Linked DNA regions of Homo sapiens: region 2 is linked to region 1. The links are chromatin loops, found by intact Hi-C in ENCODE. Cell type or tissue: PC-9. All regions are shown on one strand. Region 1 has its middle 64 kb from the start of WAPL-DT. Region 2 overlaps GRID1 (glutamate ionotropic receptor delta type subunit 1).

The links. A loop is a pair of places that touch in the nucleus more often than their neighbours do. Peaks named below come from ENCODE experiments on the same cell type or tissue, not always from the same donor. Only the 100,000 strongest peaks of a DNase experiment are listed, where the experiment ranks them.
Region 2: it touches region 1 in a loop (8-fold over the local background); 2 of 110 quality-filtered maps call a loop at or near these places.

The regions. Positions count from the first base shown.
Region 1 is chr10:86,584,659-86,587,158 of GRCh38, reverse strand. No RefSeq gene overlaps it. Among named protein-coding and RNA genes, the nearest start is that of WAPL-DT, 64 kb to the right of the region's middle. RefSeq lists enhancers at 1,627-1,686, 1,928-2,429. In PC-9, CTCF peaks have their summits at 1,287 and 1,490 (motif pointing right); a DNase peak (open chromatin) is centred at 1,518.
Region 2 is chr10:86,099,663-86,102,162 of GRCh38, reverse strand. The region is part of intron 4 of GRID1 (glutamate ionotropic receptor delta type subunit 1); the gene reads left to right. Among named protein-coding and RNA genes, the nearest start is that of MIR346, 160 kb to the left of the region's middle. In PC-9, CTCF peaks have their summits at 1,184 and 1,476; no DNase peak of the experiment used is centred here.

The DNA.
Region 1 (2,500 bases):
GGTTTTGCCATGTTGGGCAAGCTGGTCTCAAACTCCTGACCTCAGGTGATCCTCCCGCCTTGACCTCCCAAAGTGCTGGGATTACAGACATGAGCCATCGTCCCCAGCCTCTTCTCGAGATTTAAACCAAGGCTCCTACTGCAACACTCTCTCACTCCAGCTTTTGTGCATCTCTGAGAGAACTGGCTGAGCTTTGTATTTGGTTGTTATTTTTATTAAAATCCTAGATTTATTGAATGTTTCTTTTTATCTTTAAAAGCCTCCCAGCCCCATTTGATATTCTGGCATTCCTCCCGGAGAGCTGGGCCGCCCTCCTCCCCAGGTGAAGAATCACTCCATTTACTCATCTTTGAAGTCACTTCCCTCGCTATTGGGAGCAATGCCACACATTTGTTGGCTGGACACAGGATGCAAATGCTGAAAGCTCACTTTGTGTCCCTGCCACTCTCCCCGCCCACTGTCCATCTCCTCTAGTGTGTAGTGGTGGCCCTATCCCCTTTTGGCACAGCTGGGGCCCCCTTTCTGTTCTCCATCTGAATCCAGGCCTGAGGCATCTCTGCTCCCTGGCATCACCCTGTAATAGACACATCCTTCCTAGGAACACAGGATCCTCTCCTCCCTTCCCCATGCCCCAGGGCTGCTCCTCTGCTCCCAGGCCAACTGCACTCCTTCTCTGGAACACAGCTCTTATCTATCTCCCAGAACAAGGAAGTTTCATCCTGTAACTAAGTCTTGCCAATCCGAGGAAAAGGCTTGAGGGTAGGAATGGTTCAGAGAAGAAAAACTAGGCCATCCTCTGAGATCAGGAGTCCTGAGGTCCCAGGAGGATCAGAGCAGCCTTGTAACAGTCTAGTGCAACTCCTTTGACTTACTAATGGGGAAACTGAGGCCCAGAAAAGGGTGGGACATGCCCACGGCCACACAGTGAGAAAGTGTCAGGCAGGACTGGGATGGAGGTCTTCTCATGCCAGACCCTATGTGCTTCACCCTGACTCCCTCTGCTAAGACCCAATCAAAGGCTGGCTGTTCCTATGCATTGCATAGATGCAGTACTTTTAAGTTTTTGCCACAGACCAGCCTGTGAGGATAAAATGGATCAGACATGCCCCTTGCCTCCAGCAGTGTTGTTCTCTAAGGAATAATAATACAAACTAGGACTGGGCGGGGTGGCTCATGCCTGTAATCCCAGAACTTTGGGAGTCCGAGGTGAGAGGATTGCTTGAGCCCAGGAGTTCAAGACCAGCCTGGGCAACATAGGGATACCTCTGTCTCTACAAAAAAAAAGGACAGGGAGAGAAACCGCATGAGCCTCAAGCAGATACCGCAATACATGGAGCCCACAAAGGCACTGGCTGTGTTTCTCTGCCATTTCAACCCCATTTGGACCTTAGTTGTGGCATGCAGGAGGGCCCTGCCAGGACGGTGACCCCTTACTCGCCTTCAACCCCTGCTGTAAGTAGCCCCCAGCAGGGTGTGGGGCAGAAGAGCCCTCCCCGGAGAGCTCAGTACTGCAATTCTGCCACTGGGTGGCACTGTGGTGCCTCAGGAGGGGGACCACGCCTAAAGGAAACTGCCCAGAGAAGGGGTGGCACGGGAAAAGCGTCACTTGGGCCCTCCTGTGCTGGGCAAGTTGCTTTCCATCTAGGGTTACAAAGAGGTACATGAAATAGGTCCTGCCTTCCAGGAGCCCACAGTGGAACAGTCACATGGACAACAAATTAATTGTTCCAATAATAGATGTAATTAGTTGCTCCAATAGAAGCACAAGAACAACCGGTTCCCGCTGAGGGGCCCGGGGAGGAGGCAGCAATTGAGTCTTGATGTTAGAGTGCTCAGCAGGCCATTCTAGTTCAGGCTGTCTCTCACAGTGCAGGCTCTCAGGGCACTGCGCACTTGGTTTGGGTGGGAGGTAGGGGTGGGGTGTGCCCAGGGAGGTTTGGCCCAGTCCATAGGACAGCGACCTGTAGGGAGCTGGGGGCTGGAAGCCTCTGTCAGCCACCTTCCCCAGCCAGCAGCAGGCTGAGCCTCTGAGGCCAGGGCCTTTGGTGTGGCTATCCTGGGTTGCTCTGTCTCCATTAAAGCACTTAGCTAAGGGACATGGAGGAGAGACACTGGTGTTAGGACAACCAGAACACTGGGAAGTCTTCCAGTGCCAAAGAAAGACAACTGGCCTCCTGTCCTCTTGCTGTGCCTTCTGGCCTCAAGTCCACATGACCTTGGCCTGGGTACGGCAGCCCTCAGGGCTCAGTGACTACATCTGTAAAAAGGGTCTTCTGTCTAAACAAATATATTGAGAAATGAAAAAGTTTAAAGGACCTCTTTTGACTGACCTGAAGGCACACCCTGTGTCCTGCAGGTGTGGGGGACACCTGGGAGAGAAGGACTCTCCTCTGCCGGCTTCAGGTTGTGGCTGGGCCCAGTGGAAAGCCAGAATACATCTCTGTCCTTGGAACACAATTCATCCTCCACAGCTTCTGTAAAATCTGATGGGCTGAGCTTT
Region 2 (2,500 bases), 480 kb after region 1:
CTCAGAGTCTTCCTGTCTCACTGGGGTTATAGCTGGAGTCCCTGTGTGGACAAAGCAGGGCGAACACACTTCCTGGTCTATGAGGGATGGTCCCCACTTATGCCTTTTGTTCCAGAAGAAATATTCGTTCTCAGAATCATCCTGGTTTGCTCTTTGTGAATGCTTATAGCGGCTTTGTTGTAATAACCGCAAACTGGAAACCATCCCAATGTCCTTCAGCTGGTGAATGGATAACAAACTGTGGTACAGCCATACAATGGAATATTATTCAGCATTAAAAAGGGAGTTTGAGACCAGCCTGAGCCCCATAATGAGACTCTGTCTCTACAAAAAAATAAATAAATAAAATAAAATTAGCCAAGCCAGGCATAGTGCATGCCATGTAGTCCCAGCCACTCAGAAGGCTTAGGTGGGAGGATCTCTTGAGCCAAGGAGATTGAGGCTGCAGTGAGCTATGATTGCACCACACTGCACTCTAGCCTGGGTAACAGAGCAGAGTGAGACTCTGTCTCAAAAAAAAAAAAAAAAAGGAATAATGAAAAACAAACCAGGAACAAACTCCTGTTACATACAGCAACATGAGATAATTCTCAAAAGCATATGCTGAGTGACAGAAGCTGCACTCAAGAGGCCTCATACTCCATAATTTCAATTATGTGATGTTCCTGATTGGCAAAACTATAGGGGCAGAAAACTCATTGGTGTTTTCCAGGCCTAGGGATAGGAGGATTCACTACAAAGAGCCATAAGGAATTGCTGTGGGCAATGGAGCTGTTCCGTATCTTGATTATGGTGTTGGTTACATTACTGTCTAAGTTTATAAAACTCATAAGATTATACATTCAAAATAATGCATTTTGCTATGTAAATTACACTTTGATTTAAAAAACAAGTCCTAGTTAGGGTGATAAATTATACGGTCATTCAACCTCTAACATCTTACCTGATTCATCCTCTCTTTGATGTCACCTCCTGCTGCTCCTCTCCTGGATCTGTTATTCCAGCCACCCAGGCTACCTTGCTGTCCCATGAATATGCCAGGTGGACCCCTGCATATGGATCTCTATACTTGTTTTCCTCTCTGCTTGGAAAAATCGACTTCCAGATAGTCACGAGCCCCTTCTCTCTCACTTCCTTAAAGTCTTTACCCAAAAGTCCCCCTATCAGTCACCAGTGACCATTTAATGGTGCATAACAAACAGCCTCAAGTCTCACTGGAATCCAGCATCTCATGCACCCTACAGGTTGGTGGAGGTGCCTCATCCAGGCTGGGCTTGGTGGGCTCTGCTTCCAGCTGTGGGTCTGTTTGCCAGCATCTCGGCAAGGCCAAGATTGGAAGAGCAGCAGCTACCCAAGAGACACTCTCTTTTGGCCATGGCACAAGCACAAGAAGACACGTCCTGCGTGTGCACATTTCAAGCTTTTGCTTGTGCTATGCCAGTTAACATCCCATTGGCTACAGCAAGTCAAGCTGTGCAGTATACGCCACCTACAGGGAGGGGAGTGAATATTACCAATAATCCAAACAGTCCCCATCACCTTCCCAATGAGGGCTTCTCTGACCAACCTGTGAAAACTTTAGCCCCCAGCTTGCCATTTTCTCTCCCTCCTCTCTGCTTTATTGCTTTCCTAACACTCCTGACTGTATAACTTATTATACATTTCATTGATTAATCTTGTTTAGTTTCTGTCTTCCACTCACTGGAGTGTAAGTTTCACCAGAGCACAAGGACATTTATTTGTTTTTTTTTTAATCCTATATCTCCAGCACCTAAGAAAAATGCTCAGTAGATATTTGACTAAATGATTGAATAGGGTTATGCTAAGAATTTATTGAGATGATATATGAGACATGTTTCAAATACAGTCCTGCACACAAGAAGTGCTCGGTAATTGGAGGCTCTTATATTCTACAGCCTGCATGCTGTTGGGAGAGTCAAGGCTCAGTTATGTGTGTGATTACAATACTTTGCACAATAAGCCTTTGAAGCCAGATCTGCTTTAAGTTTGGCTTCAGAGATAAGGCGCTGAGGCATGGAGAGGCTGTTATTTGCCCAGAGTCACTTGGTGAGTCAGGGTCTCTTTGCCCTGAAGCTCATGCACTTCTCCCCATGCTATGCTGCCCCCACACCTTCCTGCATGCTAGTTACCAGGCTCTGGCCTCCTTCCCTGCACCAGCATCCCTGAGGAGTCAAAATAACTGATGATATTAGAGCCCCAGCCCCATGAGGGTGCTGAAGTTGGCCCCAGATACCCCTCCCAGTTATCTGGAAGCCAGTTGCAATGCAGGGCCTCTGGAACACTGAGGGCTGTCCTGTGCCACCCCCAGCCACCAGTGGCCCCTGTGCATGGAGACCCCAGAGAAGCTGCTGTCTGCAGACTCTGAAGCAGTCGGACCCTGAGGATGGACAGATGGCTGGGCCTCTGGTCTAAGGAGATCACAGACACACATGCTCAGGAAAAGCATAGGCCCCTTCTGCCAGGGGAGAGTCACAGAGGG